3 separate regions of the Homo sapiens genome follow, and regions 2 and 3 are each linked to region 1. A link is a loop called in an ENCODE intact Hi-C map of the cell type or tissue named here. Cell type or tissue: dorsolateral prefrontal cortex. All regions are shown on one strand.

Region 1 (8,000 bases):
TCCTCTTTATAGAAGGGCTGCAGATGAGGAAGGACACGTCACCTGCCTGAACAGTCAAACTGAATATTTCATCCCCACCGGAGGACTGTGGGCTCCTGTCGCCCTGCTGGCAGGCACAATCAGAGTGTCAATTTCTGGGAATCTGATCCAAAGTTCAAACTGAGAGAAAAACATCTTGGCTCGGCCATTTCTGAAATTGTTAGGACTGAATTCAGCATTGGTACTTGAAACAAACCCAGTTTACTCTCCGCAAGGAGCGATCCTACGTCCAATACCGGGGCTGGCTGAGATTTCCTCCCTCGTGAGGAGGAGCTGAATAATTCCAGCGCTGCTTCCACTTAAACCAGCAGGCAGGAGGAGCCCCCGTCAGCGGGACCTGCCTGCAGGACGTCCACTGAGCAGAGCCCCAGCAGAAAGTGTGGGGTCAAGATGGACTTCCATCTCCAGGTGGGAGCTTCCCTGCGATCCAAAGTGTCAGTCTGTAGGTGGGCAGGAGGCTGTCCCCACCCTGGGACACCAGCAGCCAGCACCAAGGGTCTCTGTGGGCAGGGCCATTCTGACTACACAGCTGCCCCACTGACCACATCGGTTCCTATGCTGACCTGTCTTTCCAGTACATAGAGCCTCCTCCTGGTCCTGCTCCTTGGGGTCCCGCCACCCCACTGAATCAGGGGCCGAATTTGCTGTGGCGGTCTCCCCTGTCATTCCTGGTCACCCTGGGGGCTGTTTAAGGACTCTGGGAAGCTCCTCACCCATGTGTCCCATGGTTCTGGAGTTCATCACAGTCTGCTCACATGTCCCCATCCAAATGATTAAGGGCTCATTTTTCCCCACACAATGCCATACATTTAACCAAAGATACCCAGAGAGGTGGTTAATTTAATTCAGATGGTAAGGCAGCCATCCACGGATTAGATTTTGGGTTTCCTTTTCAGAAATCTGGAGCCTGTGGCTACAGGAGGCAATGGATTCTTTCAGGGCAGTTGTATTCGGGGTCACCAAGAGCACCCAGGTCAATGATTCACTAGGAAGATGCCCTAGGAGGACTCGTGGGACTCAGCATCCTCTCGAGGACCCCACGGGATGCTCTCCATTCCCCAGCACCACGTTGTGGTGACACCTGTGGAATCTCCCCATGAGGGGAGCCCTTCAGAACCTCAGAGCCCAGGGCTGGTCGTGCAGCCCCCTCTGACTCGTGCATGTGCAGATCTCCGACCCCCAGGAGGAAGCAGGTGCTTAGCACAACCATTTGTTGGCACATAGAGCTTAGGGGCAGTGGCCCCTCTGAAATCCAGGTGCCGAGGTGAGGACCCAGGCCTGCTCGTCGCCCTTCCCTGCACAGCTCAGAAGATTTCTGGTTCCTCACCTGCCCCCTGAGCTGGGAATTTAAGCTCTGCGCTCGTCATTGTCTTTTCGCAGATTCGGCAGCACACTTTCCAGTTACCAACCAAGCCCACGGTCCTTATTTCCGTGGCTTCAGCTGCTTGGTCACCCAAAGTCCTGCTCTCTATAGCTCTGTTTTGCACTGGGTGGGTGACAGTGCCCTCTTTTCCATGGGAAATGGAACCAGTCTTCGATCTAGTCAAGCCAGAGATCCAATTCCAGATTCCACCCTGAGCATTCCCATCCCTGGGCCCCTCTCGAGCACCAATACTGTGTCCAGCTGGGTTGGGGAGAGTGTGGCCAGACACGGAGTGAGCTTGCTACAGGAATGGGCCTTCTGCGACTGTGGGAGGTGGTGAAGAAGGGAGGGCCTGGGAGGGCGAGCCGGGAAACAGTCTGGGAGGCCCTGTCTGAAAATGCACAGCCCAGCATCGGCGGTGGGCCTAGGACCTCCGTGTCTAGCAGGGAAGGTGGGAGCTAGATGCAGAGGGGAGGAGGGTGAGGGTGGGCCGGGCCCTGCCGCAGCCTCTGACCGTGATGGGGCCGCCAGAGAGGATGGGCCTATCATCCTTCTGTTAATAACCGCATGTCTGAAGATGATGTGAAAATACGCCTATGGCGTTAGGAAAGATGAGATATGATAGCATGTACCATATCTTTATAATGACTGAATAAAAGACTATACGTGGAAAAACTCTAGAAGTAGTAAGCAGTGATGGTGTTGGACGGTGGACCTATGGGCGTATATATGTGGTTTTTCTTCATTCTGGGTATATGTATGTTCCTTAATTTATTATTTTTATGTAAGGAAAAAAATCTTAAAAAGAAACCACCCAGCACCACCAATAGCTGTATGCTGCTGATCACTCGGGCTGTCCTGGTCCATCTTGCCACTTGCACTGCCCCACCGCCATGCACTGTCCTGCTTCCTGGGTCCTGCAGGACCACTCTCTTGAGAAGATGCTTCCTGGGTCCTGCAGGGTCACTGTCCCTCGCTGGCCTGGACACAGCCTTCCCTGGCCCTACCCAGAGGGCCCCGGCTCCCCTGCACCCTGGAGGGCACCACCCTGGCCACTCACTCATCATTCCTCTCTCACCTGCTCTCTTGCAGCCCAGAATGCCCTCTGTAGGGGTTTGCACACCAAGCTGTGTATATTGTGTATATCGTTCTTGTTCAGTGACAGCCCCTACAGCAATGGTTCTCAAACTGTAAGAATTCCCCAGGGGTCCTGTTAAAATGCAGGTTTAATTCAACAGGTGGGGGGCCTGGGATTCTGCATCCCTAACCAGCTCCCAAGAGCTCAGGATACTACTGGTCCCCCAGCACACTTTGGGCTGTGAGGCACGGGCAGCGGTTCTCAGCCTGGGGGTCAGAGTCCCCTGGGGGCCTGACCTCAGAGTCCCTGGAGTGCTTGTTAAAATGCAGGTCTCTTTCTGGCCCCCTCCCACTCAGAGTTCTGATTCACGCGCTTGAGGGACCTGGGAATCTGCATTTCCAACACGTCTCTAGGTGGTGCTGGGCAGGTCCAGGGCCACCATCTCAAGCAGTGGCTCTTAACCTTGGTGGCACATTGGGACCACGTGGGAGCTTTTGAATAGTCAGGATTTCCAGCCTCCTAACGTGAGATTCTGATTTAATGGGTCCAGGTCTCGGTGGTTTTGAAATTTCTCCAGGTGACTCTGCAGGGTCTCTGCTCCCCAGCCCCAGCTCCTGCCCCTGCCCCGCACAGTCCCCACCCATCGTGGATGCATCGGAGGCCTCTGGAAGTCTCGTCTACCTGGGGCGAGAACATGCTCACACACACAAGACTGTCTTGGTGGGCACTGGTGGGTCCCAAGCCAACCAGGCAGAGCCGGGCTGCGGGCGCCGCTGGCAGTGCAGAGATCGGGTGGTCTCTGGTGCCCCCTGCTGTCCAGCTCGGGAACACCAAGCCTGGGCTATCGCGGATGTCACTGAGCCTGGGGTGGCCGGGCCTGTGCCCAGCCCACCTCTGTTTCCTGGAGGAACAGGCCAAGCACAGACACTTGTACATGATTTAAAGCCCTAAAGACACAGTCCCCCCGGACATGGGCTCTGGAGGGCTGTGCCTCCTGCGTGCTCCTCCCTGTCCCCTTGTCTTGGTCTTCACTGAATGCCACCGACTGGGCATTTATAAAGGACAGGGGTTTGTTCAGCTCACGCTTCTGGAGGCTGGAGAGTCCAAGCCTGGGCAGCCACCTCGGGGGAGGGCCTCGTGCTGCTCCACAGCATGGCTGGGAATCAAAGGGGCCCCCTGGCGAGAGGCAGCCGAGCTTGCCTTTATAACAGCCGCGCTCCCGAGAGGGTCGACCCACTCCCGACAGGAAGCACCAGCCCCTCTTCACGGACAAACCCGTCCCAAAGGCCCCGTCACGACACCGCCATCATGGTGACCAGATTTGGACCTGTGTTCCGGAGCAGACAGGCCATATTCAAACCACTCACCCCTCGGCTGCCAGGGAGGCTTCTGGCAAGTCCACGCTGCTCCCACGTCTGGCCTCAGAGCCCAGGCTCCTGCTGCTGACTCACTTCCCAGCTCCTCTCTCTCCAGCCCGCCATCAGGGCCCCAGGAACGTGCCCCCTGCTTCGGCACTGGGGCTCTGCTTGCTGCCTGGAACCTGTCCACCCCTCCCAGCAGCCCCACTGATCACATCAGTTCCTCTGCTCACCTGTCTGTCCCATAAGTACAGCCTCCTCCCAGGACCCTCGGGCAGCCTCCTCCACTCCCACCCCAGCCCCCATCCCTCTGTTCCCTGTCCTTGTTGTCCTCGGTCCCAGCAGGTGACACAGCCTCCTTGCAGCAGCCCACCCCCGCCCCCATCACCCTGTCCCATGTCCTCGGTCCCAGCAGGGAACGCGGCCTCCTCGCAGCCCATCCCAGCCCCTGTCACCCTGTCCTGTGTCCTTGGCATCCTCGGTCTCAATGGGGGACATGGCCTCTCCTTACGGCCCACCCCGCCCCCATCCCCCTGGCCCATGTCCTTGGTGTCCTCGGTCTCAGCAAGGGATGCGGCCTCCTGCCTGGCTGTGTCCTGCCTGCCTCCTCTCCGAACCTGTGTTAGTGCCTGGTCCAGGTCCACCCAGCCAGTCAGTGTCAGAGCCCACCGTGCCTGCAGGCCGACCACCCTGCTGTCCTCGCTGAGCCACAGGGAACGCGGCCCTCCCCACCCTCACTGCCCACTTGCTTCTCAGCTGCTGTCTTCTGCCCCCTCCATAAACCCGAGGACAGAGCCCAGGTACCCAAGGAGTAAGGATAAGGGCGCCCTCTGACAGTCACCTACGTGGGTTCCCAACCCCACCGGTGCCGATTGTCCTTGTTATTTTAATAAAATAACGAAATGTCTTGATTTCTAATGAACATGAAAAGAAAGAGCTTTTTGGATTAAAACTAAGCTGACTTGGAGAGGCCTACTTACAGTAAAAATCACGAAAAACTGTCTAATTAGATGTGGGTGTGACAGCTTTAAAAGATTAGAACCAAAGTAGTGAAAATCCAGCTGGACCTGACTTTGGATTGCAGATCACGGGCGTCCGAAGGCTCCGTTCTCGGGAAACCAAGCTGGGAATGAGGAGGGGACGTGGCGGAGGCGCACCCCAGGGGCGCTGTTCTCACCGGATTCTGCACAGCTGGGCCTCCTGGGGTACCATGCATGGCAGGAGATGGTCAGAGAAAAGCCCCCCGCATGTTACAAGACGGTCCCATAAAGATGGCAGATTTGAAAGCTAAACTATTTAAGGCCCATTTGCTGCTTCTTTTAAAAAAAGATATAATTCCTTCCTTTAACCAACTCAGAATTCCTGACCAGGTCCCAGTTCAGGGCCTGAGAGGCTTCTCCTGAAACAAAGGGGAATCTGGCCTGGGGTCGAGTGGGGCTGGGGTTGTGGGGGGCCCTTGGGACCCTGGTCGTCCTGAAAAAAATACAAGATGCCATGTTAGATGTAAATTTCAAATAATTAATGAATACTTTTTTTAGTATAAGTGTGTCCCAAATATTGCCAGGGACATATTTATACTGATAAGCATCCTTGTTTAACTGAAATTCCAATTTTACCTGTTTTTCTTTCTTTTTCTTTTTCTGCCAAATCTGGTAACCCTGTGCAGGACAGAAGCATGTGGACCCGCCTGGCCCCTGGCTCCATGCCCAGGTCTGGCCAAAAGCCAAGGCTTTGAGCACAGGCTGGCGGGGAGAAGGGGCTCCAGGCCCCCGACCACCAGCGTGGCCCTAGCCCTGGGGGCAAGGCGGGCAGCTCCCCACGCCCACGAGGGTCTTTTCTGAGATGCTTCCTCCTGGAACTCTAGGGTCATGGTCATTACACGATGTGAGCAGATGGGCTGCAGCCCTGAGCCTCCCTGTCAGCTGAGGCCCCTGGCCCAGGGACTTATGGCTGTCTGGAGCTGGTCCGGGCTGGGCTCATCACAGAGAGAAGCTGATAGAGCCAGAGAGGCGGGCAGGTCACTGCTGGCAGAGCCTTCTTCTCTCAGACTTGGAGCCAGGGATGGGGACACAGGGCAGAGGGAGCCCTCCCATGACTCAGGGAGAGAAGCACCAGCTTTCCAGGTGGGCTGTGACAGGTGCCTGAATCCCACGACAGGACCCACACTCCACATGCCATGACACAGGCACCTGAGGACCCTGCGCTGCTTGGTGGAAACATCACCGAGAGGCCAGCCAGGGCCCCAGCGCCTTGGTGAAGCAGGAGGAATCTCCACGGGCACAAGGCTGGGCTGGGGTGGCCTGGCCTGGCTGCGCGGGAGGAAAGGGACCTGGGAAAGGGAAGGGCCCACGGCCCCCACACCCTTGGAGCAAGAGAAGGCGGGAGACACCCACTCATCTTCCTCTTTCCAGAGGACCCAGAGCCTCCAACAGCCACACCCAGACACTGCATCAACATTTAGCCAGTGTTGTCTTAGCCTGAAGAATGTGTGTGTGTGTGTGCGCGTGTGCATGTCCATGTGTGAGGTGGTGTGTGTATGTCTGTGCACACGTATGTGCATGTGTGTTTGTGTTTGTGTGCTTGAATGCATGTGTGGGATGTGTGGGTGTGGCATGTGCATGGGTGTATGTCTGTGTATTGTGTGTGTGGGGGGGCCTGCATGAGTGTGCTGTGTGCTATGTGGGTGGGGTCTGGGATGTGTACTTGTATGTGTGCATGTCTGTGTATTGTGTGGGGGGGCCTGCTTGTGTGTGCTGTGTGCTCTGTTGGTGGGGTGTGTGTATGTGTGCATGCATGTGTACTGTGTCCATGTGCATGTGTGTGCTGTGTGCTCTGTCGGTGGGGTGTAGGTTGTGTGTGTGTGTACTGTGTCTGTGTGCATGTGTGTGGTGTGTGTTAAGTGGGTGGGTGTGGGGTGTGGGGTGTGGGGTGTGTGTGTACTCTGTTATTGTGCATGTGTGTGTCCGTGTGCATGTGTGTGTTGTGTGCTGTGTGTGTGGTATGTGTGTGCATGTGTGTGTCCATGTGCATGTGTGTGTTGTGTGCATGTGTGTGGTGTGTGCTATGTGTGTGTGGTGTGTGTGCATGTGTGTGTCCTTGTGCATGTGTGTGGTGTGTGTGTGTGTCCGTGTGCATGTGTGTGTCGTGTGCATGTGTGTGGTGTGTGCTATGTGAGTGTGGTGTGTGTGTGCATGTGTGTGGTGTGTGTGTGCGTGTGTGTGTCCTTGTGCATGTGTGTGTCGTGTGCTATGTGTGTGTGGTGTGTGTGTGCATGTGTGTGTCCGTGTGCATGTGTGTGGTGTGTGCTATGTGTGTGTGGTGTGTGTGTATGTGGCCGTGTGCATGTTTGTGGTGTGTGCTATGTGTGTGTGGTGTGTGTGTGCCTGTGTGTGTCCGTGTGCATGTGTGTGGTGTGTGCTATGTGTGTGTGGTGTGTGTGTGCGTGTGTGTGTCCGTGTGCATGTGTGTGGTGTGTGCTGTGTGTGGTGTGTGTGCGCGTGTGTGTCCGTGTGCATGTGTGTGTCGTGTGCTATGTGTGTGTGGTGCGTGTGAGTGTGTGTCCGTGTGCATGTATGTGGTGTGTGCTATGTGTGTGTGGTGTGTGTGTGCCTGTGTGTGTCCGTGTGCATGTGTGTGGTGTGTGCTATGTGTGTGTGGTGTGTGTGTGCGTGTGTGTGTCCGTGTGCAAGTGTGTGGTGTGTGCTATGTGTGTGTGGTTTGTGTGTCCGTGTGCATGTGTGTACCCATGTGCGTGTGTGACATGTGTGGTTTGTTGCATGGGCATGTGCTCTACCTGGGAAGTGACCCAGGCAGTGGGAATGTAGTACTGGGAGCAAGACAGCAGGGAAGGAGAAACAGGGTGAGTCGCGGGCTTGGTGCTGCTGCGGGCAGCGGGGGCATGCCCCGGGGCTTCTGATCCTCAGCCTAGAAGGAGGCGTGTGTATCCACTCCACTGTCTCCCATCTCCACTGGCGGGGGGCTGCCCCATGGGATAAACTCCCCCACTTCCTGTTTGGGGTGCCTACTGGGCTGCTGCAGGCTTCCAGAGCAGTTATCTCAGAGAAGTCAGGGAGGAAGCATGAAGTAGGAGCAGGCGCTGCAGGTGAGGTGAGGACTGTGCCGCAGGGCAGGTGAGGCCTGGGCAGAGCGCATTGTTGTAGCT
Region 2 (8,000 bases), 83 kb before region 1:
TCACCCCATTTACTGCTGACCATCTCTGGTCCCCTGTCCAGACATTCAGGCCACTTGACCAACCTTCCTCCCCTGTCCATTCAGAGTCCACCCATACAGCCCTGTTCCCACTACAAGTTCTGCTACCCTCTCTCTTTGGGGTCAGAGAGGGGTGTGACTTCTGCTTGGGGACAGAGGCATTTTCTAGACTCAATGGCCATGACCTGGTCCAGGGAACATGGACAGGGAGGGACCATACTCTATTCCAGAATCCAGGAATGTTGTCACTGTCAAGGGGACAAGGAAATTTGAGTTTCTGACATAAGATAATTTCTTTTCTCAAATATACAGCCAACATAAACATCATTGTATCAGTCTTAGCCCAAACAGGTCTGTCTTGCAAATATTTCCAAAAGATAGTTTTCTGATGGCAGAAGAAATGGGAGGATCCAGAGGCCTGTCCCTGCCTAGGAAGTCTGGGAGCTACACTGTTTGGAGAAAAGCCCAATGCAAGAGAGGAGAAGGCAGTGGGGGAGGGTTGGCATTCCTGTAAAGAAATACTCCAACTTGCCAAGGTCTTTCTGACTCTCAGGAAGGCTAGTAGACAGAGCAAAGGAGGGCTCAATTAAGAAATAGAAGCCTCAGCAACATAGTGAGACCCCATCTCTACAAAAAAAGAAAATAGACAGGTGTGGCAGCACGCACCTGTAGTCCCAGCTACTCGGGAAGCAGAGGTGGGAGGATCACTTGAGCAGGGGAGTAGAGGCTGCAGTGAGCTGTGATTGTGCCACTGCACTCCAGCCTCAGCAACAGAGCAAGACCTTGTCAAAAAAAAAAAAAAAAAGAAAGAAAGAAAGAAAGCAAAAGAAAAGAAAAAAGAATAAAAGAAATGGGCAGACGACTGGAACAGACACTTTATCAAAGAGGATTTATAAGATGTGTATCACCATTAGCCGCAAGGGAAATGCAAATCAAAGCCATCATGAGACACCACTGCACACCCATCAGAGTAGCTGAAATAAGACACAGGGACAGCACTACGTGCTGTCTGGGAGGCAGGGAAGCTGGGGCCTCGCACGCTGCTGGTGTGGATGCAGAATGTTACTGCTGCTCTGGAAAATGGTCTCACAGCTTCTGTTAAACGTATATTCACACAAAAGCTATATTCACACGAATGTTTATAGCAGCTCCATTCATCATCTCCCAAAGCTGGCAATGGCCTTGCTGCCCTTCAGCAGGTCAATGGATAAGCACATTGGAGTGCATCTGTATGCTGGGGTCCTGTTTGGCAATCAGAACAAATGAATATCGATCCACACAACATGGACAATCTCACATTTTCTATCTTTATTGTCCATTTGGGCATCTGCCTGTGTTTCCAGTGTGCATTCCTCTCGTTGCTAATAACACTAACACCTGCTCACTGCTGCTTGGCCAGTTGGTTCCTTCCCTGATGTACCTGCTCAAGCCTTTCACCTGGTTTTAGTTGCGTCTTTACTGGAAAAAAGGGGTCTTGATCTGGACCCCATGAGAGGGTTCTTGGGTCTCACGCAGGAAGGAATTCAAGGCCAGTCACAGAGTGCAGTGAGAAGAGTTCATTGAAAGCTGCTCTGTTACAGAGCAGGGCATCCTCAGAAAGCAAGATGGGGGCTGGGCACAGTGGCTCACACCTGTAATCCCAACATTCTGGGAGGCAGAGGTGAGTGGATCTCCTGAGGTCAGAAGTTCGAGACCAGCCTGACGAACATGGTAAAACCCCGTCTTTACTAAAAATACAAAAATTAGCCGCGTGTGGTGGTGTGCACCTGTAGTACCAGCTACTCAGGAAGCTAAGGCAGGAGAATTGCTTGAACCCAGGAGGTGAAGGTTGCAGTGAGCCGAGATCACGCCACTGCACTCCAGCCTGGTCGACAGAGCAAGACTCTGTCTGGAAAAAAAAAAAGAAGCAAGATGGGGAGCACCTCAGCTTTGTTTTAAGTTTTTTCTTATGTAAGTGTTTCGTCCACACAATGACTAAGCTAAGTTGTGTCTGTGTGCGGGTGAGCTGACGGCATGACAAAATGCATTATTCTATTGATTTAAAGAAAACTGTCCTTAACATTTTTGTGTGTGAGTCCATCAAAGCATAGCTAGAATTATCTAGAAAGCCTACATTGTTATGGGCATCAGCACATCTGGACTTTCTGTTGTTGCAGGAGTGTGTTTTTGCAGACAGCACCAAGCTGCCTCCTTAGCTGTAAACATCTTAGGACCATGGGTCATGACTGGCAAGGAGTGTTCCTTGCTAGTTTTAAGATGGAGTTGATTTAAAATGGTGTCACTCTGGCTCTCCTAGGCTCTTTCTTGAGGAAACATAACTCCATGGAGCAAACTGGTGTAGCATCTTCTGTTCCAGTCCTTTCATAGTATTTTGAGCATTTGCATTTACCACTGGGTATGCAATGCCCAGTCCAGAGCAAGTGTCTCTTCCTGCATGGCCAATTTATAATGTCCTGGAGTGACCAGTAGTGCTGTGACAGTCTACTGCCCAGCTATGTGTGGGGCCATCCCCCTTCCCACGCCCACCCAGGGAGTCTGCTTCATATCGTCTGCAGTCTCCGTCCCTCTTATTTGAAGACAGGACAGTTGTTGCTGGCATCTTGTGCCTCAGAGGGTGTGTGTGTGGGGGGGCATATCCAGGTGCACTCCCTCCTTGCACAGCTCCAGCCCCCACGTCCACTCATTCCATGGGCCCTGGTGGCCACCTCAAGTGAGTGCACCAGGCTTTCCATTTGCTGGTTCCAATCACTTTCTGATCCTGGAAGGGGGTTTTGACAGACATTGATATGTCCTTTAATGCATCCCCTGAAATTCCCATAGTGATTTCTATGGGGCCTTACCCAATTCTTCAATAGTGCAGTTTCCATGGCCCACCTGCCTGCCCACATAGCCAGGTCATTGCCACTGCCCATGAGTCCGTAAACACCCAAACACAAGGGCTCTTACTGGTGTTCAATTCTTCCAATACCACAAGGAAAACAGGACGCACTTCCACTGACTGAACTGATTTATTCTTACCTTCTTCAATCAGTTTTTCCATCAGTTGGTCATAGGGTGGCAGCCTTCCAAACAGGATGCTACCCATCCTCCTTGGAACCGCTCTCCCTAAACCAAGCAGCTTATCCTTGGTCAATCCAGGGCTGCTCATAGGGCACCTCCCATGTGGCAATGGGATCTAGCAGTCCCTCAGGTGGTCCTAAAGTCAGCCACAGAGGAAAAGAGGCTTCTGTTTTGTGAATACAATGAATACTTTCCAGGCATCCCCTTGTAGCATGCTCCTGTGTAAACCATTTCCATTTTATTCTGGAACTCTTCTGGGAATTGCTCTCCTGATGAGAGTATTTCTCTGACATCACCCAAGACATTATGGGCATTTCAGGTTTCAAGATTGTTTCCTGTCATTCAATCACAGAGGCAGTGTCAATGAATGCCCAATAGCAAACTAGTTATTATCTCTCAAATAGTCTATGTCATATTGATGCATCTGAAATATTCTGATTCAAAATCCCTGAGTTTGCCACTGGGTGGCACTCATAGGCTTTAGCTATGAGCTCCTGCATGCAGTGTGAGTGGCAGATAATTCCGGAATTATGTCTGAGTGTGTCTCATTAGGGCTCAAGAACATCGATAGAGCTACTGCTTTTTGTTCAGGTCCCTGTTCAAATGTGGCCTCCTTCAGGTAGTGTCATGGATTGGAGCTACCAATATTCCCAGCTGTGGAATATGCATCCTTGAAAATCCAAATGTCCCAATCATGCACTGTGTTTCTTCCTTAGTTCCAGGGGTAGGCAATGACAGCAATTAGATTTTAGTTGCCTGTGGAGTGTCAAGAGTGGTTTCTGCCCATGTTATTCCTAAGAATTTCACCCTTTGGACATGTCCTTCTATTGTTGTTGGATTTATCAACGAGCCTCTGTTAGTCACGTGCATCAGCATCCTCTTTAGGTCAGTTCTAGCTTGCTTTTCAGTTTCTGATATTATTGCAATATCAATTTTTTTATGTTTTATTACACTCAAGACCTGCATCAATTTGAAATCTCTTCTAACTGAATCATAACAGTAAGCTGGTAAATTCAAACAACCCTGTAGCCGTACAATAAATGTAAATTGAGATCCTTTCTACATGAAAGGCTCTTTTCTGAGATTGAGATTGAGAAAAAAGCACCTCCAAGACCAGTCACTGAGCATAGTCTCCTTTTGCTTGCTGTATTTTTTTGCATTATTGAAACCACATTAAGAACTGCTGAAGCTATTGGCTTCACCACTTTACTTAAGGCTTGATTATCTACCGATAGTGTCCATGATCCATCTACCTTTCCACAGGCCCCACAAAGCTATAGAACAAACAATCTCTTTATAACCATTCCAGCTTCTGTTGTCAATTAAAGTGGTAAGCCCTTTCTGTCTACCAGGTGTTCTATATTGTTTCAAATTAATAACCTCTATGAGTTCTGGAAATTCTATGGATTCTCATTTAGTCTGTCCAATTTACTCAATCTAACTGTAGCCCCCATTTGGACTTTACCAACAGGTTTGAAGCCACAGTGCATTGGACTCCTGTGTCAAGGGGTCCCAGAAAAATTAGTCTCACCTTTCAGCCATTTTTCCCCACACATGTACATATGACTTTGGGTCTCCAACCAGTTGTTGGGCCAGAAGACCCTACTGCTTTGTCAATTCTCAGCCTGAGTACTGCAAAATATTGATAAGAGAAACACCAAAAACTAAAATAAATTGCCGAAAGAAAATGACAAAGGCCTAAAATAAAATATGCCATACTAAACTAAGATATACCATGTTCATGGATTAAAAATTTCAATAATGTTAAGATATTAATTCTTCCCAAATGGATCCATAGATTAAAGCACTCCCAATAAAAATACTAGCAGGCTTCACAAATTGAAAATCTGACCCTAGATTTGTATAGAAAGGAAAGGACCTTGAAGAGTTCAAACCATTTTGAAAAAAAAAAAAGAAAAACAACATTGGAGGGTATCTACTGCCTGATTTCAACACCTACTATAAAGTTACAGTAATAAAGTCAGGGTGAGATTGGCATGATGACAGATATGTAGTCCAGTGGTATAGAATATGCTATGATTCAGAAATTGATGACATATAAATGGTAAATTGATTTTTGGTAAAAGTACTAAGGTAGTTTGATGGGGAAAGATAGGCTTTTTAACAAATTATCTTGAGACAATGGAAATAAGAATAAATTAACCTGAATATTTTTGTGTGTGGGGTGTGTGTGTGCGTGCATGTGTGTGTGGTGGGAGAACTTATAATATTTGACCAAGTATCAAATTGCTATAGATTTTTCTTATTGGAATGTTCCTTTTGATACAACCTTATGAGCTATAGTGTATTAAAATACACTATTTTAAGTGTAGAGTTTTATGAATTTTATCAAATGTATAAAATTGTGTACTACTACCACAATCAAGATAGAACATTCAGTCATCCCAAAAAAGTTCATTTATGTCCATTTGCAGCAAATGATCTCTACCCACTGCTCAAGGAACTATTGATCTGCTTTTGGTCACTATAGATTTATGTTTGCCTTTTCTAAAACTTTGTGTAAGTGGAATCATACAGCATGGCTTCTTTTGCTCAACATGTTTTTGAGATTCATCCATATTGTTGGGTGCATAATTTGTTCCCTTTTTATTGTTGAATAGTATCCCCAGCATATGAATATACCACATATTTTAATCTACTTATCTGTTGATTGGTATTTGAGTTGTTTCTATATTTTGGCTATTATGAATAAAGCTGTTATGAGCATTTGTGTATGTATCTGTGTGTACAGGGATTTCTGTTGGATAAATAAATAAGGCATGCAATTTCTGGGTTATGCAGAAATTGTATTTTGAGCTTACATACAACTTTTCATGGGCTGTACCATTTTACATTCTTACCAACAATATATGAGGGTTTTAGTTGCTCTGCATCCTAACCTAGATTTAGTAATGCCATTCTTTAGCTCTTCAAGTGAATGTGCCAGGTATTTTGTTGTGATTTTAATTTCCTTTTCTCTAATTACTAACAATGTAGAGCATGTTTTCATGGGTTTATTGGCCATCCATATTTGTCAGGAATTGTGAAGAATTTGAGATTTTACCTAATTATGAGCTACCAATTAAGTCTGCCACACTTTCATGGATGCCGACAGAAGGTAGAGACAACAGAGTTTACTACTCATGATATGGGAGAATGTATAAACTTCATGCTTGCATCATTTCCCCTTGCCTATTCCCAGGTACCACAAGGATAATGTTAAGTGGTTCAGGTGGATACTGCATCAGGTGAGTTTCCATCACTGCCAAGAAATTTTGAGCTCATAAAGGGCTGTAAGACAACCTGCCTAGGTTGCACAGCATACAAACCCACCTCTATCATTGTAACATTTCTCTTTATTTCTTGAATGGCTTCTCGCTTTAAGGTAGAATCATCTGATATTGCTATAGGTGTACAAGATTTCTTTTGGTTAACTTTATGACATAGAATTTCCCCTTACTTCTGCTTCCATTTTTCCTGTGTCGTTATATTTAAGGTATGTCTTAGCCAACCTGATAATCTCAGTCTTTTAAACAGAATACTTAAATAACTTAATGTAAATGCTGACATAATTTTGTTGACATCTTTTGCCTATTTTTTAAAAGTTGGCCTCTCTTTTATACCCCTACTTTTACTTTTATCTACTTTCACTTGAATTGTTTTTTGTATTTCAATTTTTCCTTTATTAAATTTTTATATATTCTTTATTATTTTCTGGCTATCCTACAAAAGACAACATGCATTATTCTCTTATTACAATCTATTAAGATTAATTATATTTATTACCACTAAGATAATGTTAGAACTTTAAAATAGTTTAATTTCATTTCATCTTTCTCAACGTTTACAAAATTCTACATAAATCTTAAAGTATGTGTCCTTGCTCTTATTGTTCAAACAGCTAATAATTGTTTACCTACTTATTAATACTTCAATTACTCTTTACTAATTTTTATATTTTGATGGTTCCATCTGCGATCACTAGGGGGAATTCACATTTAAATAATATGGACATCATACATTTCTCTATTTAGGACTTCTTTAATTTATCTTACCAATGTTTTGCAGTTCTTAGGGTAGGCATCTTCCATACCTTTTAAAATTTTTATTTTTCCTATTTGTTTGTTGCTAATTACAGAAAAACAGTTCATTTTTGTATATCATGGCTCATGGTCTTACCAAATTTACTTACTTGATTTAATAGTTGAATTATAGATTCTCGAGTATTTTATATGTAGAAAATTGTGTTGTGAATAAACAACATTTAAATTCTTTTTTTTGGTCCAATCTCTACGCATTTTTTTCCCTTGCCCTATGCATTTGCTGAAGGCTTCAGCACAATGTTAACAACAGGTAGTAAAAGCAGATATCCTTGCCTTATTGCTGATCTTAGCGGATAAACATTCAGTTTTTCAACATCATGCGTGATGTCAGCTTTAAGTTTTTGTCAATGCTCTTTTTCTGGATTGAGACAGTTTTATTCAATTCTTCTGTTCCTATTTTCTGAAATATTTACTTTGAATGTGTGTTGAATTTTTGTCAAAGGCCTTTTTTCTTCTGAATTTATTGAGATGCTAGGGGTATGGTGTTTCTCTTTTGTTCTGTTGATATGGTAAATTATGGGTATTCTAATGGTGAATTCATGGAAGAAACCCTACTTGGTCATGATGAGATGCCCTGTTTTGTATTGCTGGATTTGTTTGCTAATATTTTCAGAGACTCTTGTGCCTATGTCTATGTTAATGAAGGCTTGGTTTGAAGTCTCCTTCTCTTGTAGCGTCTTCTTCATGTTTTGATAGCAGGGTTTTACTAGCTTCAACCATGAGCTGGAAAACAGCACCGCGTTTATTGTCTGAAACAATTTCTGTAAGATTGGTGTTATTTGTCATTAAATTTTTTGTTAACAATTTCAATGAAACCAC
Region 3 (8,000 bases), 1.8 Mb before region 1:
CTTTAGACACATCCCAGTACACTCTTTAGCTTCCTTGTTTTCTGATACGACAAGGTGTTTCCAGCTTATTTTGTGTACTTCCTGCCCCATAACTGCCTCATTTCTCCAAGGCACCTGGCCGCTTACTGCTCTGGGTTGCTTCTTGTTTCCAGGCATTTTCACTGCAAAAGCAGGGATATACTTTTTTAAAATAAGAAAGTATATTCTGACTTAGTGATGATATTTCCAATTCCGATTTAGGATTGTAGGGTTTTGCCTGCATTCTTTGGTTTTATATATGCATCTCTTCCATCTCATGCCAAAAAGCCTGGCTCCCAGCAGCAGCGGCTGTCCCCATGCTTTATGATCCTTCATATGCTCACATAGCAATTTTAGAACACCACGACTGGTTTTTAACAACAATAGGATTACTGGAAACGCTGAAGGATTTTATTTTATTTTATTTTATTTATTTTTATTTATGTATTTATTTTTGACATGGAGTCTCGCCCTGTCGCCCAGGCTGGAGTGCAGTGGCGCGATCTTGGCTCACTGCAACCTCTGCCTCCCGGGGTCAAAAGATTCTCCTGCCTCAGCCTCCTGAGTAACTGGGATTACAGGCGCCCACCACCACACCCAGTTATTTTTTTGTATTTTTAGTAGAGACGGGGTTTCACCATGTTGGCCAGGCTGGTCTCGAACTCCTGACCTTGTGATCGGCCCCCTTGGCCTCCCAAAGCGCTGGTATTACAGGTGTGAGCCACCAAGCCCAGCCCAAGGACTTTTTTTTTTTTGGTAGGTATGTCTGCCTGTTTGTTGGGTATATCCTATTAGGGATGTACAGTCAGTTACCCTGTTTTAAAGTTGTGAAACAATTCTCTAGTGGCGCATGCTTGCCAATTGGATATCACTAAGTTTATTTCATTTTGCATTCAACCTTTAGGCATTAGTGTTGTTTACCTTTTTAATGTAAGATAATTCGCATGATTTTAAGGTCAGATGTACAAAACCAGGTATAATCAGAAATGTGGGGCTTTGACCCGTCTTCTCTACCCTCTACTCTCCCTGTCTCCTCTACCCTCTACTCTCCCTGTCTCCTCTACCCTCTACTCTCCCTCTCCCTGTAGGTAACAGTAAAATAGGGCTTATACTTACATTTGAAAAACAAACAAATAAATAAATGCATATGCATGTGCATGTGTATTTACTGATACCTACACTTATTTCCATCTTGCTCTTTTTAATTTGACAGCAGATGCAGGCTTTCATTTTGCAGCAATGCAGAGAAACCATCCTCATTTCCTTCATAGCCACGTCGTCCTCCACCGTGTGGACGTACCCTCGTTTATTCAGTCAGCCTCGGGCTGATGTATGCTTGGGTGAAACACTATTCCAAAAAACTTCACATGATATTTATCCCATGAGTAAATTCTGAAAGAAGTGGAATAGTCTTGCCCCAGTGTAAAAGAAGTATCCGTACTTAGAAGCATTTCTTGTTATTTCTGTTTGTAATAAATGGCTATATTTTTGGATGTCAATCTACACTCCTTCTTAATCTTTGAAAATAGAAAATCTATTTTATTTCTAAAGCTTTTTACTTTTCAAGGAGCTGATTTCCCTGAAACACTTTGAAATGTGATAATTTCCACTACCAGCTGTCTATCACTCTTGTGTACTATCTCCTTAACAAATAAAGATTATTTGAAACTGTTTCAGCATAAAAAGAGATAGGATAAAAACTTAGTGTTTTTCCCACCATCCCACCCATTTAGAATAGGTTTTTGGGATAGAGAATAAACTTTTAACATAAAATCACTGATTTTTCAACAGGTGGACTTGTGAAAAAAATTTTGGAGACGAAGAAAGATTATGAGAAATTGCAGCAGTCACCCAAACCTGGGGAGAAGGTAATGGAATGATTTCCATAAACACTGGCATTTTAGCAGTCTGTTTCATGCATTTACAGACTTTTACAAGTTGGAGCATCTTTCAATATTACCATTATCAGTGATGTCTGTTTGCATATTTAAATGCCATTCCTGGCCAGGCATGGTGGCTCACGCCTGCAATCCCAGCACCTTGGGAGGCCAGCGCAGACAGCTTACCTGAGCCCAGGAGTTCGAGACCAGCCTGGGCAACATGGTGAAACCCTGTCTTTACAAAAAATACAAAAATTACCCGGGTGTGGTGGCGCATGCCTGTAGTCCCAGCTACTTGGGGGGCTGAGGCAGGAGAATCGCTTGAACCTGGGAGGTGGAGGTTGTAGTGGATTGAGATTGTGCCACGGCACTCCAGCCTGGGCAACGGAGTGAGACCCTGCCTCAGAAAGAAAAAAAAAGCCATTCCTCCCTCCTCCCAGTTGGGAGGATATAAAGTGTGGGACTTCCTCTGTGGGGCTACTTCCCTGGCCTGGTATCCAGCCCCGTCTTGGGAGGGGGCAGCGGCTTACTTGGGGAGCTCAGGAGCCAAGAGCCAAAGGCCTGTTGGGCTCTGACTCCCTGACTCTCCCCTTCTGGCCTTGCCCATCCCTTCTCCCAGGTCCTGTTTGCAGACTGGGAGGCTGGCTGCCTGATCCTGGCTGATTGCAAAGTAAGAGACTGGGAATTTTTTTTTTTTTTTTTTTGAGGTAGAGTCTCGCTCTGTCGCCCAGGCTGGAGAGCAGTGGCATGATCTCGGCTCACTGCAAGCTCCGCCTCCCGGGTTCACGCCATTCTCCTGCCTCAGCCTCCCGTGTAGCTGGGACTACAGGTGCTCGACACTGCTCCTAGCTAATATTTTGTATTTTTAGTAGAGACGGGGTTTTACCGTGTTAGCCAGGATGGTCTCGATCTCCTGACCTCGTGATCCACCCACCTTGGCCTCCCAAAGTGCTGGGATTACAGGCGTGAGCCACCGCGCCTGGCCGGGAATGTTTTTAAGTCTTTTTTTTAAATACATGTTCTATTGTACCTGGTTCCCCGCAGTCTCCCTCACACATGTGTGATGTGCTTTTGTTGGGACCTGTGGCCTCTTGCCAGCCACTACCCTTTCCTTGGGCACATGACCACTAGGGCGGGCACCTGTGGGCCAACAGGGTGTGTCTCAAATGCCACAGCCAGGTTTCTCTTACAGTCACTTTAAAGAGGAAGAAGAATTTTTTTTTTCTTTTAAACAGAAGTTTCTTGGATATTTAGCCTAATAACTCAACAATTTAAAAAAGTTTTATATATAGGGATGTGTGCACACATACGTACACACACATGCACACATATATGTATTTCTCCCCAGCTGAATTAATGGTTGTTTTAGATAATTTTGCTTAACATGTCCTAGTTTGTCACAAAGCTAGGGCCTGAAATAGCCAATGAGAACTGTGCAATTGAGACTAACAGTAGAGGGAGCCCTTTTAACAATAATAACTGGAGAATGTTGTCGGCGGAGGCTTTGCTGACAGCACCACTGTTTGCCTTGCTGAAAGGAGAAATGCCTTCTGCAGTTTGTTTTTTCATTGATGGAATGTTAATACATTATAGTCCTTTCTGTATGCATGAGGGGTTGTCCTGGTGTCCCTGGTGGTATTTCTGAGACCCAGTCGAAAACCCTGAATGTGTCCCTCCAGGCTCCTAGTGGAGGTCACCTTTGAAGCCTCCATTGGTTTCAATTTTATAGCTATGATTTTTACGCAAAGCATATTAGGATTGTGTTTCAAAGTCTCCTTGGAAGAGTAAATTATTTCAGATTGGTAAATCTTTGGGCTTCAGAAGATGAAAGGAAAAGTGTCCTTTTTTGGTAAACATCTGCTGTTTTGAAAAAGAGTGGTCAGTGAGAACTTCAAAGTCAGGGTTGATGTATGTTACAGTTAGGGGAAAATCAGCAAGTGTCTGTATGATTTTCTTTAGGATATTGATAAACATCAGACTTAAATTTAACTTGTTGGTCTTCTTAAAACATTTTTGTTACATTTTTTTTTTTTTTTGAGTCAGAATCTCGCTCTGTTGCCCAGGCTGGAGTGCAGTGGCGCGATCTCGGCTCACTGCAAGCTCCGCCTCCCGGATTCACGCCATTCTCCTGCTACATTTTTTTTTTAAATAAATAAAAATGTGGCCAGGCGCAGTGACTTACACCTGTAATCCCAGCACTTTAGGAAGCCAAGGTGGGCGGATTGCTTGAGGCTATGAGTTTGAGATCATCCTGGCCAACATGGCCAATCCCCTTTCTACTAAGAATGCAAACATTAGCTGGGCATGGTGGTGCACACTTGTAGTCCCAGCTACTCAGGAGGCTGAAGCACAAGAATCGCTTGAGCCCAGGAAGCAGAGGTTGCAGTGAGCTGTGATTGCACTGCTGCACTCCAGCTTGGATGACAGAGCAAGCCTGTCTCAAAAAAAACATGTAGGAAGAGCCAAAGTCCTTTTTCCCCCTGCCCCAGTCCTGTTCCCCCGAGGGCAGTCCCCAGGATGAACTTGGTGTGTATCTCTACTTTGGATGTGCCTCGTGGTGTTTTTTGAGTTTCTAATGTCACCCTCGTGTTGATCTGTTATGCAGGTTGCTTTCTTCATGCAGCATGTTTCTCTCTCTCATGTTTTGATACATGTAGATGTAGTTTATTCATTTTAATTGAAGCCTTATAGTCCATTATTTGCTTATTAATTACTCTATTGATGGACATTTAGGTTTTTCAGCCATTTCCTTTCATAGACAATGCTTCCATGGCTCCTCTCCATGCCTCCTAGCATTCAAGAGCCAGTGTCTCTTCCAGCAAGAATCAGGCCACTTTCTGTAAAGGGCCAGATAAAAATACTTCAGGCTTTTTGAGCCAGATGGTCTCTTGCAACTATTGAATTCTGCCGATGTGGCATGAATGCAGCCGCAGCATTAGACCATGTAAATGAGCATGTGTGGCTGTATTCAATAAAACGTACTTTACAAAAACAAGGTCCAGGCTGTGGGCTATAGTTTACTGATTTCAGCTTTGGGGGTTATGCCCAGGCTTAGAAGTGCTGTGCCAGGAAGTACACAGATCTTTAGTTTCACCAGATAGGCCACTTTCCTCCTCAAAGTGGCTGTACCAATTTATTCTCCCAGTACAATGAACATCTGTTTCCAAACATCCATGCCAACGACAGTCAAGATAGTGAACACACTCATCACCCTCCACAGTGTCATGTGCCCTTGGTGAGCCCATCCTCCAGCCCATCTCCATGTTCCCCTTACCCCACGCCCCAACCCCAGCAGCCACCCCTCTGCTCTGGTTCACTGTGCTTTAGTTTGCATTTCCTAGAATTGTGTTTAAATGGAATCATGTGATGTGCACTCTTTGAGGTTTTTTTTTCAGTCTGGCCGTTTTTACTCAGCATAATTATTCTGAGATTTATCCATGTTGTTGCAGCGTGTATCTATAGTTTATTTGTTTTTATTGCTGAGTAGTATTTCATTGTATGGATATACCACAGTGTGTTCATCCATGTATCAGTTGATGAACATTTGAGTTGCTTCTAGTTTGGACTATTATAAATAAAGCTGCTGTGAACATTAATGTTCAAGTCTTTGTTTTGACAGATACTTTCATTATGTTGTATGAATACAGTAGAACCCCTCTTATTTGCAGGGGATATGTTCCATGACCCCTAGCGGATGCCTGAGACTGTGGATAGTACCAAACCCTGTATATACCATGTTTTTTCATGATACGTTCCGATGATAAAGTTTACTTTATGAATTAGGTTCAGTAAGAGATGGACAATAACTGATATTAAACAGAACAATTTTAACAATATGTCAGCACCACTCCCTTGTACTTAGGGGCCATTGTTAAATAAAATAAGGGTTACTTTAACACAAGCACTGGGATACTGCCACAGTCTAGACTATCTGATAACTGAGAGGGCTACTAAGTGACTAACAGGTGGATGGTGTGTACAGTGTGTATATATACTGGACAGAGGGATGATTTATGTCCTCAGCAGAACTGTGCAAGATTTGATCACCCTACTCAGAATGGCATGCAATTGAAAACTTATGAATGAATTGTTTATTTCTGGAATTTTCCATTTAATATTTTCAGATTGCAGGTAACTGAAACTGCAGAAAGTGAAACTATGGGTGGGGATAGGACTGTTGTACCTAGAAGTGGGACTGCTGAGGCATACGGTAAGTGTGTGCTTAACTTTTTAAGAAACTGCCAGACCATAGGGCTGGGTGCTATGGCTCACACCTGTAATCCCAGCCCTCTGGGAGGCCGAAATGTGAGGATCACTTGAAGCCAGGATTTTAAGACCAGCCTGTGCAACATAGGGAGACCCTGTCTCTACAAAAAAACAAAAACAAAGATTGCCAAACTGTGTTGCAAAGTGGTTGTATCATTTTGCATTCCTACCAGCAGTGTATAAGAGTTTCAGTTCCTTCACATCCTCGTCAGCACTAGGTACGGTCAAACTTTAAAATTTTTCAGCCGGGTGTGGTGGCTCACACCTGTAATCCCAGCACTTTAGGAGGCCGAGGCAGGCAGATCACGAGGTCAGGAGATTGAGACCATCCTGGCTAATGGTGAAACTTTGTCTCTACTAAAAATACAAAAAATTAGCTGGGCATAGTGGCACAGGGCTGTAGTCCCAGCACTCAGGAGGCTGAGGCAGGAGAATCGCTTGAACCTGGGAGGCGGAGGTTGCAGTGAGCCGAGATTGCGCCACTGCACTCCAGCCTGGGGGACAAAGTGAGATTCCGTCTCAAAAAAATTTTTTTTCATAGTTGTAATTTGCATTTCCTTAATGGCTAATGATGTTGAATATCTGTCCTATGGTTGTATACATAATATATAATGACACCCTTGTGTCTCATATGTTGTAAATATTTTTCCAATCTATCGCTTGTCTGACTTTGCCTTTTTATTTAAAAAACTTTTTTTTTTTTTTGAAACAGAGTCTGGCTCTGTTGCCCAGGCTGGAGTGCAGTGGTCTGAATCTCGGCTCACTGCAACCTCTGCCTCCCAGGCTCAAGTGATCCTCCCACCTCAGTCTCCCGAGTAGCTGGGACTACAGGCACACGCTACCACACCTGGCTAATTTTTGTATTTTTTGTAGGGGGGTTTTGCTATGTTAGCCAGGCTGGTCTTGATCTCCTAGGCTCCAAGCGATCCTTCTGCCTTGGCCTCCCAAAGTGAACCACTGCACCTGGCCAAACTTTTCTATTTTGATGTAAAATTTAAACAGCCTTTTTCTTTATACATTATTTATTTTTTTTCTTTTTGTTATGGCCAAGAGTTTAAGGTGCAGTTATACTTTATTTTTGATTTTGTCTGAAGAAGCTGTCCTATCCTGGTTGTAAAGGTAGTCTCTAGTTTAGTCTTCTTTTTCACGTCTAGGTCTCTGCGTGGTCTGGAAGTGTGATTTTCTGCTGTGTGGTAGCCAGCCAAGGCTTCCTTACCCCGCCTTTGTACCCCCACCTCTCTAGGGAGCCCAGGCACTACGTGTTTCCGGGCTCTGCTGTGTCTCTCCTTGTTTCAGCACTATGGTTTTACCTCTGGGAAAGCCTTTCTAAATGTTCCTCCACTCCTCCCCGACTCTCCAGGTTGTCTTGATTGTGAGTAAGTCTTTATGGCTTTATATAATTGTGGGATCAGTTTGTGTGGTTCCATGAAAAACCTTGTTGTGATTTTGACCGGAATCGTATTGATCTTCGCTTGACTTGACTTTTACCACTAACTTCCACTCCATTGCCTTGCCTGTCTTTGGAGCAAAATGCCTTAAAATAATCGCTTATCTTTTGCTGTCTACAATCTACCTCTTCCCACTCTCTCCTAACCCCATTCCAGGGAGGCCGCTGGCTCTCCACCTTCATCCGAGTTGCCTGAGTTGCCCTCGGCAGGGTCACCTGACCTCTCAGTTGTTATATCTGCTGGTTATGTCTGTGTCCTGCGACAGCGTTTTGATGCTGTTGGCCACTCTCTCCGTCCTTGGCATGGCCTCCAGCACAGCACTCTCCTCTGGCGCCCCTCCTGCCGGGCCAGTCCCCCTTCTCTCTGTCCTTTGCTAGTTCCTTCTCTT

What was found. A loop is a pair of places that touch in the nucleus more often than their neighbours do. Peaks named below come from ENCODE experiments on the same cell type or tissue, not always from the same donor. Only the 100,000 strongest peaks of a DNase experiment are listed, where the experiment ranks them.
Region 2: a loop joins it to region 1, with 7 times the contacts of the local background. A loop is called at or near these places in 103 of 110 quality-filtered maps.
Region 3: it touches region 1 in a loop (7-fold over the local background); 4 of 110 quality-filtered maps call a loop at or near these places.

Annotation. Positions count from the first base shown.
Region 1 is chr2:240,140,677-240,148,676 of GRCh38, forward strand. No RefSeq gene overlaps it. Among named protein-coding and RNA genes, the nearest start is that of OTOS, 4.0 kb to the left of the region's middle. RefSeq lists an enhancer at 1-100. In dorsolateral prefrontal cortex, CTCF peaks have their summits at 3,313 (motif pointing left) and 3,514; a DNase peak (open chromatin) is centred at 3,285; H3K4me3 peaks cover 629 bases.
Region 2 is chr2:240,057,626-240,065,625 of GRCh38, forward strand. No RefSeq gene overlaps it. Among named protein-coding and RNA genes, the nearest start is that of OR6B3, 8.1 kb to the left of the region's middle. In dorsolateral prefrontal cortex, CTCF peaks have their summits at 3,557 (motif pointing right) and 3,756; a DNase peak (open chromatin) is centred at 3,556; H3K27ac peaks cover 614 bases.
Region 3 is chr2:238,354,195-238,362,194 of GRCh38, forward strand. TRAF3IP1 (TRAF3 interacting protein 1) reads left to right here. Exons shown (of 17, transcript NM_015650.4): 15 at 1,810-1,886. Among named protein-coding and RNA genes, the nearest start is that of TRAF3IP1, 38 kb to the left of the region's middle. In dorsolateral prefrontal cortex, CTCF peaks have their summits at 3,359 (motif pointing right) and 3,564; a DNase peak (open chromatin) is centred at 3,397; H3K27ac peaks cover 1,935 bases.